2 separate regions of the Mus musculus genome follow, and region 2 is linked to region 1. The links are chromatin contacts, found by Hi-C or POLR2A ChIA-PET in ENCODE. All regions are on one chromosome and are shown on one strand. The core of a region is the stretch at or near the end of the contact, and the rest is flanking DNA. Distances in the headings are between cores, read along the strand shown.

Region 1 (6,534 bases), core at 2,205-4,704:
CTATACCACCTGCTATTTAAGCCATGCATTTTCTTGGCTCTTTTATGTTCTTTGCAATCTTGGTTCTCTCTCTTGGTCTCCTTTTCTTCTTCTCCCTTCTCTTCCTCCCTCCCTCTCCCTCTCTCCTTCTCTAAAGACCTGGTTCAGTCTACTACCATGGTTGGTGTACTAATTTCTTTTCCTGCTCTGAACCTTCCAGATGCCTTTGGGTTTACTCTCTCTTACTTACTGTCTTAGTTAGGGTTTTACTGCTGTGAACAGGCACCATAACCAAGGCAATACTTATAAGGACAACATTTAATTGTGGCTGGTTTACAGGTTCTGAGGTTCAGTCCATTATCATCAAAGCAGGAGCATGGCAGCACCAGGAAGACATGGTGCAGAAAGAGCTGAGAGTTCTACATCTAGCATCAGACATGAAGATGGAGAATTAGGAATCTGCCCTGTGGGCTTTGGTCTTGCTTTGGTCCTCAGCAGGCTCCCTTTTCCTCCCTTTTGTGATGATGATATATATTCTATGTCATTGTGTGTGATTAGCTTTTTGACTTTTGGTTTTGATTTTACAGGGTGTGGTAGTTAGATTGCCTTTTGAGACTTGGGACTTTGAGGCAGTCCCGAGATTGAAAGTCTATGGAGACTTGTGAAGCTGAACTGAATGCATTTTTTTCTGCTTCCAGGCAGAAAATTCTGGCTTCCAGGCAGCTAGGATGAGGGTTTTAAAGCCCACACCCACAGTGACACACTTACTCCAACAAGGCCACACCTACTCCAACAGGGCCACACCCACTCCAACAGGGCCACTCCAACAAGGCCACACCCACTCCAACAAGGCCACATCTTCTAATAGTGCTACTCCCTGGTCTGAGCTTATATAAACCATCACATTTACAATAAAAACCTTCTCCTCAACTGTACCTTAGAGCAGTCATGTCCTCATTTCATTCAAAGATGATCAACATCTATGCCCCCTGGACATCTCTGAGGAGATTCTAGATCCTGTCAGGTTGCCCTTGCTCAACAGCATTCCCAAGCTGGTCTTTCCATGCTGATCCTCATGTCCTAGCCTCCTAAGGCTGCATGGCAGGGTGTGACCCACCATCCATATCTGGCCGCACTAGAGCTCGCTGGTGAGAACCAGCCTGTCCTGGCAGCAGGCTGGCAGAGGGATGGCTCTCTGATTATTTAATCCAGGATGGACATGAGACAGGAAGGAGGTTGAGATCTTCCTTTAAGCCTAGGGGCTTCCTGCAGGGGAGTGACTTCTGAGGACATCTGTGTTTTAGGCCTTCTATTCAGCTGGAGGCTCTAATGGGATTCCATTGTCTGGACATGAATGGAATTCTTTTTTGTACAAGAATGGAGGTCTGATGCTTAATTCACACCCTTTACTGAAAGACCATGCCTTGTCTTGTGACTTCCAACTCCTGCAAGGACCAGAAAGGTGGTGTAGTCTCTTTTAACTGTCTGTGGGTTCTCTTGTCACTGAGGGAATGGAAGGAGAGAATGCCTGAGGGGGGAATGAGTTAATAGGCAAGATGAGCTTCTTGTTTGAGCAATTGAATAAGCAATGTCTCTTCACAGCTGTGGAAACCTTAACTAAGACACAGCTCAAGTTGGCCTCTAACCTGTTATATGGCCAAGGACAACAACCTCTTGAATCTGAGATTACAAGCATGGGTACCATACTTGGTTTATGCAGTGCTGACTATGGAACCCAGGGCTTCATGCCAAGCAAGGACTCCATGAGGGTTTGTCAAATAAATGAATTTCTTCAAAGGGTTAATTCTGCAGCAATTTCTTTGTGGCTGATATGAGTTCCAATGGAGAGAGGCATCGAGGGCAATACAAAGAGCCTGAAGCTCACTGGCTCACATTGGGGACCCATTTGTCTAAAAAGGCCTGCATCTGTTAGGACTGAGCCTTAGTTCTGGCCCTATAGCCCCAGTAAGCTCCCAATAGCTGCCTGTGTTGGACAGCTCTGAAACATGTTAGCTAATGGAACATTGATTTTTTTTTTAAGAAACAAAAAAAAAAAATGCAGGTGTTGCTGCAATCGATAGCCAAGAAGAGAGACTGAGGGAGGAGTTGGGTGAGACTAGTCCCTGAGCACATCCTCCCTGCGCTCCCAGGTGCTCCCAGGCCCCCTTACCTCTTGGGGATAAATGCTGGAGAGAAAAGCAGGAGTAATAAGGACAGGGATGTGCCTTGGTTCTCTAAGCGTTCCTCCTAGGGCCTTTGTGTCGGTCCTGAAGAAGTTACCCAGACTCCTTACAGATCCAAAATCAGCAGGACAATCCCCTTCCCAGTGTCCTGCTGCTACCACATGACAGAACTGGGATTTAGGTCTGTGCAAACACATATTCGGAGCAAACACAGACCCTTAAGAAGCACCAGAGGGGACGCACCAGTGGGTGAAGTGCGTATCACACACATGTGAGAACCTGAGTTTAGATCGCCATACAAAAGTCAGACATGAAGATCATATATTTGTAGTCTCAATCCTGGGGAGGTGGAGACAGGTGGATCCTGGGGTTTTCTGGTCAGCAAATCTCATCTAAATTGGCAAATTCCAGGTCATCGAGAGACTCGGCCTCATGCTTGGCTATGAGGATCTGAAATCTACTGGGGCGGGCAGCAGAGACATTTCTATTCTGAATCACTCCGCACCCTCATCACCTGTGAGGCCAAGTCGGTTCTTCTCTCCCCTAATTGCATCCATTTGCCTTTTCTTTCTTGTGTTACATAAGCTGAGATATTGGACTCGTTGGCTGTGACGGCTGAATTCTCTTCTAATTATAAGAAAAACAGTCTTTTCTCTCTTCCATTATTCCTAATGGAAATTAGCTGCATCCATCTTCTGGCTTTGGGACAGATCTCTGGGTCTCAAGTAGTGCCCGCTGATGCAGGCTTGGCGAGGAAGCTTGTCGCAACAGAGGCAGGCATGAGGGTTCAGAGCTGGATAGATGGAAGTTTGACTCTGGTCATTTGGTGAGAGCTGCAGCAGGTAGAAGCACAGCTTCTCGTGTTGGTTTTCTTACCTGAAAGGCGAGTCAGTGACCTCTCTGCAGGTGTCAGCGTGAGGGATCAAAGGTTGTTTATTACTGGGAACTGAGTCTGGTGGTGCAGGCCTGTGATCTTAGCACTGGGGAAACTGAGGCAATAAGATAGCCTCAAGCTGTGGGCTTGAGGCTAACCTGGGCTACATGTGCTCTCCTTTCAGGAGCCTGAGTGCTGCAGGCTCCTGTGGAAAGGATTCTTCCAGGTCTGACATACTTCTTGCTAGGTGCCAATCTCCTGTCTGGGAATCCTTGCAGTGCTGGGCGCTTGCCCAGAGAAAGGAGCAAGCTCTTGTGCTTGGTTCTGTGTGCCGAGCTGGGATGGTGGGGGAGGGGCAGCACTGAGCAGTGGGAACTAGAACTAGCTTTGCTCTCTGTGTCATCCGTGCCTGGTAGACCTTTCCTAGTGAGTCATCTGGCAGAGAAAGATACAAGCTGGGCTGCCAGGGAGGAATGCAACGAGCTTCAGTTCCAGCAGGCTTTGAGAGCATCTTAGTCAGAATTGCTATTCCTGCACAAACATCATGACCAAGACGCAAGTTGGGGAGGAAAGGGTTTATTCAGCTTACACTTCCACGTTGCTGTTCACACCAAAGGAAGTCAGGACTGGAACTCAAGCAGGTCAGGAAGCAGGAGCTGATGCAGAGGCCATGGAGGGATGTTACTTACCGGCTTGCTTTCCCTGGTTTGCTCAGCTTGCTTTCTTACAGAACCAAGACTACGAGCCCAGGGATGGCACCACCCACAAGGGGCCCTCTCCACTTGATCACTAATTGAGAAAATGCCCCACAGCTGGATCTCACGGAGGCTTTTCCTCAAGGGAGGCTCCTTTCTCTGTGATAACTCCAGTTTGTGTTAAGTTGACACACAAAACCAGCCAGAACAGAGGGTTAGAACCTGTTCCAGGGCCAAGGGAACAGCAGGAATGAGAGTCAGGCAGACCTGGGGCTGGAGCTCCAGGGCCAAGGGCACAGCAGGAGTCAGAGTTAGGCAGACCTGGGGCTGGAGTCCCCGCTGTGCAGCTCCCAGCTCAGTGCCATTCTCTCGGAATCCCGATTTCTTCATTTGTCAGATGGAGATCATAGTAGGAGCGAATTTGCTGACACGTATGGAACCCTTAGTGCTTTGGGACGACTCTAACTTAATTATCCTAGCTCATTCTGGTTACCTCTTGCTGTGAAACCTGGTTGCTTTACACATCAGTTTGCCATTCTCTCCCAGGCTTCTGTGTGCTGACTGGGCTCAGCTGGGGCTCTGGCTGGGTTCTCTTGTGGCTGGAACCATCTGGAAACTCAGTGGGGCAGGACATCTAGGATGGCTTCTGTATTTTTTTTCCCCCTAAGGCAGGACCGCGTACAGCCCAGACTGACTTTGAACACATTTTGTAACCCAAGCTGACCTTGAACTTCTCATCCTCTGCCTCTACTCCCCAACCAACAGGCATATTCCACCATGCAGAATTTAAACTGTGTTGGAGATTGAACCTGGGCTTTGTGGATGCTGGGAAAACAGTGCATCCCCACCCCCACCTCTGTGCTCCTGTGGACTTCAGTGGAGATACACTTAGGCTGTAGGCCATGAGATCTGACAGCAAAGGGGAACCGGCTTCAATCCCCAGCAGACATACCCAGCTGCAGGGCTGGGCTGTTCTCAGGCAGTGAGAGCTGAGAGAGCTGACAGAAGGCATCAGCCTATCTCCTCCATTCATTGCTGGAGGGAGCTGACCAATGAGCCACAGTGAAGCCCATCAGCCTGGCAGATAGCTCACCCCAAGTTCCCTGACAGAGGACTCTGCCATTGAGTCTCCAGCATTCTGGCCACTCAGCCCTTTTTTTTTTTTTTTTTTTTTTTGGGCCCAGAAAATAACAACTCAGAGTACAGGGATTTGGCAGTCTGAGTGCTCTGAAACTAAAGGAAATCCACAGCCCCCCTGGCCTTCTCCTACCCACTTGTCTTTTGACCTCCTGAAGCACACAAAGGCCTTTCTCTGACTCATCTGACTAATGGATGTTCTAGAAGCAAGAATGTAATCATTTTGTGTCTCCTCCTTGGAATCCCATTAACCAGAGAGGAGCTTGCATCTCTGGAAACTTCAGGCTGTGGCCTGGAGAGACTTGGCCACAACCAGTCACTCATCCTTCTGGGACAGTTCCTCCATGTCCCCTGGTCCCAGGGAGGCTGTTGAGGAAAAAGACCTTGTGTACTCTTTGGCTAGTATTCACTTATCAGTGAGTGCATACCGTACATGTCCTTTTGGGTCTGGGTTACCTCACTCAGGATATTTTCTGGTTCCATCCATTTGCCCACAAAATTCATGAAGTCCTCATTTTTAATAGCTGAATAGTATTCCATTATGTAAATTAACCACATTTTCTGCATCCATTCTTCAATTGAGAGACATCTGGGTTGTTTCCAGTTTCTGGCTATTATACATAAGGCTGCTCTGAACATAGTACACCATGTTTCCTTGTGGTGTGGTGGGGCATCTTTTGGTTGTATGCCCAGGAGTGGTATAGTTGGGTATAACTTCAGGTAGAACTATTTCTGATTTTCTAGGAACTGTCAGGTTGATTTCCACAGTGGTTGTACCAGTTTGCAATCCCACCAGCAATGGAGGAGTGTTCCTTTTTTCCCCCACATCCTTGCCAGCATCTGTTATCTCTTGAGTTTTTGATCTTAGTCATTCTGATTGGTATAAGGTAGAATCTCAGGGTCGTTTTGATTTGCATTTCCCTGATGAGTAAGGATATTGGAGTTTTCTTTAAGTGCTTCTCTGCCATTCGAGATTCCTCTGTTGAGAATTCTCTTGTTAGCTCTGTACTTCATTTTTAATTGGGTTATTTGGCTTTTTGGAAGTTAACTTCTTGAGTTCTTTGTATATTTTGGATATTAGCCCTCTGTCATGTTGTAGGGTTAGTAAGATCCTTTCCCAATCTGTAGGTTGCTGTCTTGTCCTTTTGACTATGTCCTTTGCCTTACTGAAGCTTTTCTGTTTCATGAGGTCCCCTTGTTGATCTTAGCGCCTGAACCCTTGGTATTCTGTAAAATTTCCCCTGTGCCAATGCATTCAAGACTCTCCCGCTTTCTCTTCTGAGGTTCAGTGTCTCTGGCTTTATGGTGAGGTCCATGATATTCTTGGACTTGAGCTTTGTGCATGGTGATAAATATGGGTCAATTCGAATTCTTCTACATGCAGGCTGCCAGTTAGACCAGCACCATACATATGTAGGTTTATTTCTGGCTCTTCAATTCTATTCCATTGATCTACCTGTCTATCTCTGTAACAATAGTATGTGGTGTTTTGTTTTGTTTTGTTTTGTTTTTTATCACTATTGCTCTGTACAGCTTGAGGCCAGGGATAGTGATTTCCCCCAGAAGTTCTTTTATTGTTGAGAATTGTTTTCACTATCCTGGGTTTTTTGTTTTTCCATAGGAAGTTGAGAATTGTTTTTTCCATGTCTGTGGAATGCCCATGATA
Region 2 (6,157 bases), core at 3,088-5,587, 56 kb after region 1:
ATGACAAACAGGGCTCAGTTATACAATTTAAGGTGGACTAGTACATGGTTGTTGTTAGCGAAGAATCCTTCATCACCGGTCCTTTATGTGTCTGCCTTAGTGAAACATCTTTTCACCTGTGTCTGCTTCACCTGCCTGCCCCAGGAAAATACCATCTGACACAACTGACTTTCCTAAGAAACCATACATTTCCCCACTCAGAGAAGAGGCTTATTTTACCTCACATTCCAATCAGAATCCATGATTGGTTGGTCCTCTGCTGTGGGTATGAGGTGGGAAAGTGTCCCAGTAGGAGTATATGGTGAAGGAGGCCTGCTCACTGCACACAGTTGTGTGGAAGTAAAATGAGCCTGGGAAGGTTGTGGTTTCAGCCTCCCCCTTGAGGGAACTCACCCAATGTGTTAATTTATTCTCATGATGCCCACCCCTTAAAGATCCCTCATGTACTAATAGCAGCAAAGGCTGAAGACTAAGCCTTCACCATTGTGACCTGAGGAACAGTTCAGGTGTTGCAGGAAATATTAAAAACAAACAACAACAACAACAACAAAAACCCCACACATTCCTGCACTAGTACCGGCATGGGTTGGCCACAACACTTTGTCCTGGCAAGGTCCCGCTGACTCTGTCCCACATTCCAATAACCAAATAGATCCGCCATCCTCATGGTTTCATAACACAATACCCAGTAACCTGGTAAAAACAAGACTCAATGCTTACAGTTAACCAATCATTTATATATCAATAAATTCTCAATACACAAGATGCCAATACAATCATTTCAGAACCATTTGAGAATGATAAAAGCTGACCACCTAAATTAGACAAATTATACCAATATTCTAACATTTATGATATCATAATAACTTGTGGCTGGTCATAGTCACACTGATTCATGTCTACTGCCATCTTCCTTTCTCTCTGCTACCCTTCTTGTCCTTTGTCTCTGCATCTCTTAGCTCCACCCCCTCTCCCTGTCCAATCACAGGCCTTCCACTACCCTAATGTAACTGAACAGAGAAAATCCGGTGACATTCAGGTCCAAACTATAGTAGTAGAATAGTCTCTCTCTCTCTCTCCCTCTCCCTCTCCCTCTCCCTCTCTCCCTCGCTCCCTCGCTCCCTCTCTCCCTCTCTCTCTCCCTCTCTCCCTCTCTCCCTCTCTCCCTCTCTCCCTCTCTCCCTCTCTCCCTCTCTCTTTCATTAAAGTTTTATTTTTATATCTGTATGTGTGTCTCTTTGCTACATGTGTACAGGTGTCCATGGAAGCCAGAAGGCACTGGATTCCCTAGTATTAGAGGTACATGTAGCTGTGAGCCGCTAGATGTAGGTTCTGGAAGCTGAACTTGGGAACTTTGCAATAGCAGTAGGCACTGTTAACAACTGATTTGTAGCAGTAGTTGATTAATCTGGTCTACTCTCTGGCGGCAGTGGCATGTGTGCTCTTTGCTACCTGCCCCAGTGCTCTGGATTCTCCAATAAAAGACACACACACACACACACACACACACACACACACACACACCTTTCTATTTTAATATGCCTTTCAATGGCTGCACCACTCCCAAATTTCCATGTTGCTAGCACCTCCTCTCCGACACTCCTGAATTATTACTTACTAAAATCTATATTCCTTCCTTGCTACCCAGGATCCAGCCTGCAGCCCTCCTGGACCCCTATCCCCTACTATTATGTGTTGGCTGTCTCTCTGTCTCTCTGTCCTACACTTCTCAGGCCTGCACCTCCTTTCTCTCCCAGCAATGAGGATTCCCCTTCTTCCTCAGTCCCTTGCCTGTGAATCCTAAAGTCTTGCCTCTGTCTCCCTTCCCAGCCATTAGCTGCTGGAAACTTTATTTACCAATCAAAGCCAACTGGGGGCAGGGACCCTCAGAATTTCACACGAAGATGTGCAGGTTCCTGGGTAATTTTGAGAGTTGAATTAACATAAGGAGCATTAGAACTAATCAATCCACAACACTGATCCATTTTTCAGCTCCTGAGGACAGTTTCTTGAAGTCAGCATTTTTTTTTTAAATCACCCCTGCTCCACCATATTAATGTAGGTTTAATACATGTCTGTAATGCCAGCACTTGGGAGGTAAAGGCAGGAGGGTCAGAAGTTCAAGGTCATTCTGAGCTACAGATTGAGTTTGAGACCAATCTAGGCTACATGAGACTTTATCTCAAAGATCCCTGAAACCAGGCCACCCAGGCAACACCTCCTACCCCACAGGTGGGACTGGAGAGATGGCTTCAGCGGTTAAGAGTGCTTCCTGCTTTTGCAGGGAGCCTGGGTTTGGTTCCCAGCATCTACAGAGTGCATTGCAATCATCCCTAACTTCAGTTCTAGGTGATCCCACGTCCTCTTCTGGCTTCCATGGGCACCAGACATGAACACAGCACAATACATACACTCATATACTACATATATAAATGCTCACACCACGCACATAAAACTCCACTAGATGAATGTGCAGCAGACACTGTATTAAACATAGCTTGATGAGCATACATCCATAAAACCATCTACCATTGGCAATACCATCAACACATCAGTCGCCTCTAAAGGTGTCCTCCTGCCTCATTACAATGAGTATTATTTCACAGAAAGAACACTTAACCTCTTAATACATTTTAAAACTCTGACTCTGAGGCCGAGAACTCCAGGTACAGAGTGGTAGTTACTCCTCGGTGTAACTGAGACCTGCTTCCAGCAGGGGCACCTTTTGTTTCTTTGCATCTTCTCCCCGCATTTACAGAAGATCCTGAGGGAGAACATTGGTTTTTGTGAAGCCTGAGACCTATGCAGTTTTGAGATCCTTTAAGTTAATCCAACTAAACAGCAGACTTTGGAAGTGTGGGTCTTAGAAGCTCAAGCTTCATTAGCTTCAGGAAAAAGCCACCTTTGGGTTCATTGCATGCCTACTGAGTGAATGCAGGAGTCAAAGGTGGGTTTTAAATGTCTGACTTTGCTCGTTTTATTTTTGGTCTATCAGGAACACGAGGAGAGCGACAGGGGTAAGACAAGCTGATCTACCCTATTGTGATTTTGCACATAATTAGGACTTAAAAATTCTCAAGTTTAAGCCTGCTTCTACCTTAGGTTTGCAGCTAATGGGGATAAGAATAATCGGGTATTGTGGTATGTCAGCAGCATTAGACAGCGGCTGTGTGGGCTTTCTGCTTTCTGTTCTCCACACTTGGAGCCAGTAGAACATTTCCTTCCTTTCAGAGATTCATCCCCTGGCTCCTCTATCTTTCTGACTCAGGCAGACAGATCCAGGTTTCGGGGGAGGGTGTAAGGTCTGTCCACCCCCAGATCTGGGCATCTAACAGAGCTTCTCCTTCCTACTCACTGTGCTGTGCGAATCTCCATGATGAACATTTGATAAATGTACCTCTACCCGTCTGCCCCTCATCCATTGAGGGAGGCCGCCATTATCTCCATATTAGGGATGGAATATGGAGTCATAGATGTGTTGTTAGGTGGGGGCTGCTCCAGTCACCCACACCCCAGTCCCTCTGTGGCTCAGGCTTGAGATTGGGCTTTGCTCCTAAGACCTCTCTCACTGATCAGTCAAGACTGCTCTGTGGGTAGAGGGTGATTTCCTTGGCCAAAAGCCAACTAATTATAGATGTGACTCCCACCCACAAATGCCTTCTGGTAACACTGAGACAAATGTCTAACTGCAAGATGCATGGAAGAACAATCATGCCAACATGTAAAATTAGAGAAGAATGCTCAGTGAGGCTGTCCCTGTAGACCTGTGTCAGCATCTGCTAGATTGGGCAGGACCATCGTCATCTTTGAGCTCCTCTTCTCTCAGTGGGAATGATAGGTCAGGTGTGTGCTGAGGAGCCAGAGAAAAAGGCCCAGGAGTGTGTAAAGGCCATTTTCATGGCTCGTGCGAAGACTCGGTATCAAGGTTCTTGTTGTACAGGACAGACAACATGAGTGCCACCCTGGCACCATGGGGGAAAGAGGGACCAATTTCTCCAGGTTGTTCTCTCACTTCCACACATGTGCCTTGACACATGTGCACTCCCCATCCCCACACATCACAACATCACACACACACACACACACACACACACACACACACACACACACACACACAGACACACACACAGACACACACACACACACACAATGCTAATTAGTAAAATAAAAAATTAGAAAAAAAGAGATAATTTCCAGTCAAGGTCTCCTCACTGGGATGAGATAGAAGATCCTGGAAGTTAAATACTAAACTCCCAAGTCATCTCATGGAGGAGAATGTGACATCAGAGCTGAAGGTGGCTTCTGGCACATACCAGAGAGCTATTTATGTGACTTTCAGTTTTTCAGAGAAGCCCATTTCAGCAAGAGGAGGGAGAAAGCTTAGTGCTCCAAGGGGCTACTTTAACACTTGAGCAGTTGGTCACTTCTGGTCCTACAGAAATGCTCCTTTCATTACTTTTTTCTGTGGATCAAGTCCAGAGCCTCAAGGATGCTAAGCAGTGACCTACGGCTGAGCCACAGCCCCGTTTTTGAGATGCTGACTTTCTTGCTTTGGATACACAGGGTGGAAGGAGCGAAGAAGCAGGAGGAATGCACAGCATGCTGAAGTATTTGTAGACAAGGCTGTGCACTCAGAAACACATCTGCAAAGCAGAGAAAGGATTGAGTGTGTGACCAAGTCAAATGTCTCAGGGAGATGAGGGAAAACCCCAGGAAGTGTTGGACTTGTAGTGGTGTCAGATTCCAAGCTGGACGCTCTGAGGGGACTTGTAATTTATTTTTTCTCATGCGCTTGTCTATGTGTGTATGCATTGTACATACATGTGCAGGTGCACATGCATGAGTGTAAATGTAGAGGGCAGAGAACAACAGGTTTTGAGAAACCTTTTCATTCATTCATTCATTCTTTTTTTGTGTGTGTGTGTCGATAATAAGACTCTCTGAGGGGACTACCCTTTCAGTCTCCCCTCCCCCCGCCCCCAAACCCATGTGCAGGAGGTGGTGGGAGTCAAACAGGATGGGGAGAAGAAAGTCCTTCACCACACACAAGAGGGGTGAGCTAGAGTACTTCTTCAAGTCAGATGGGCCAGAGTGGAGGATGTGAGAGGGAGCGTCACCAAGAGCTCTCACTTTGGGAGGGTCAAAGCAGAAATTTAGCATCCTGAAGGGAAGGGCAGGTCCTGGCAGGGGCACTTAATGTCTCCACTCTCCCCACTGACCCCCAAGAAGGTCCCTAAACTTTTCAAAAGAAGCTTTGGGTGTCAGGGGTTGGGGCCTTGAACCTGTGTCTTGGATATCCCAGGAAGTCAGGGCAGTTGGATGCTGAAGTTCAGTGAGAAAACTGGCCCCAGAAAAACAAAGGAAGGCCTGGGGTAGGGAGTGTCCAGGCAGCTGGAGTCAGCAGAGAGGGTTGCTGTGCAGGGACACAGGCTGAGTCTAAAGCTTTAGTGACCATAGCCATAGCAGGGAAGGGCAGAAAGTGCTGAGCCTAGATTCCCCAGCCCAAGACAGAAAAACAGGAGCAGATACCATCCCAAAATCCCTACAGAGGAACTCTCTGGAGCATGTGTTCAGCAGGATGTTCAGGCCAGCTCCCAGGCCTCAGGTACTTCTCTGTCTCATCCCAGTCTACTCTTGAGAGCTTTCCAGGTGAGAAACAGTTCTGAGTTGGAGCTAGCTAGGCCAGCATGTGGTCTGCAGTGGGGTAGGGAGACCTCAGGCCATCACTATAGGTGTCCATGGGGTAGTCTCCATCCATGTCCATGTGCATGTCCAGAGGGTCCAGAGGTACATTGCTGGAGTACATGGGGCAGTAGGTGGCATCCATGTCATCTGCGTAGGGTTCGTTGATCGGGATCATCTCTGGGCAGCCAGCCTCCCAGGCATGCTTGAAGAGGGAGCTGCTGAGTTCCACGGGCACTCGCTTATGGTAATCTGGGTTCTTGTCCTCAGAGATGTGGAACAGGACAGCAGCAGTGTAGGTCGCTGAGCAGAGAGGGAGGGAAGTAAAGATGAAGTCAGAGGCTGTCAGTGCTGCCGCCTATAAGCCTTTTTTGAGGAAGGGTCTCACATTGGGCTAGAGCTCAGTAATTAGGTTTGTCTTAGGCTTTCCATTGCTGTAAAGAGATATCATGACCAAGGCAACTCTTTTTTTTTT

The links. A loop is a pair of places that touch in the nucleus more often than their neighbours do. ChIA-PET counts read pairs that join two places held with the same protein, here RNA polymerase II (POLR2A).
Region 2: a loop to region 1 is called in a map of left cerebral cortex, with 2.2 times the contacts of the local background. The contact joins two enhancer-like sites. A Hi-C loop is called at or near these places in 1 of 37 maps with a recorded cell type or tissue (left cerebral cortex). POLR2A ChIA-PET finds 5 or more read pairs at or near these places in 3 of 5 experiments (all embryonic stem cell).

The regions. Positions count from the first base shown.
Region 1 is chr16:8,935,288-8,941,821 of GRCm38, forward strand. No RefSeq gene overlaps it. Among named protein-coding and RNA genes, the nearest start is that of Gm30371, 23 kb to the right of the region's middle. Within about 2 kb of position 3,455, at least 1 of the 3 ENCODE cell types and tissues checked has a DNase peak (open chromatin) inside an H3K27ac peak, as active enhancers do; it is left cerebral cortex, where a contact is called at or near this core.
Region 2 is chr16:8,990,408-8,996,564 of GRCm38, forward strand. No RefSeq gene overlaps it. Among named protein-coding and RNA genes, the nearest start is that of Gm30444, 4.0 kb to the right of the region's middle. Within about 2 kb of position 4,338, at least 1 of the 3 ENCODE cell types and tissues checked has a DNase peak (open chromatin) inside an H3K27ac peak, as active enhancers do; it is left cerebral cortex, where a contact is called at or near this core.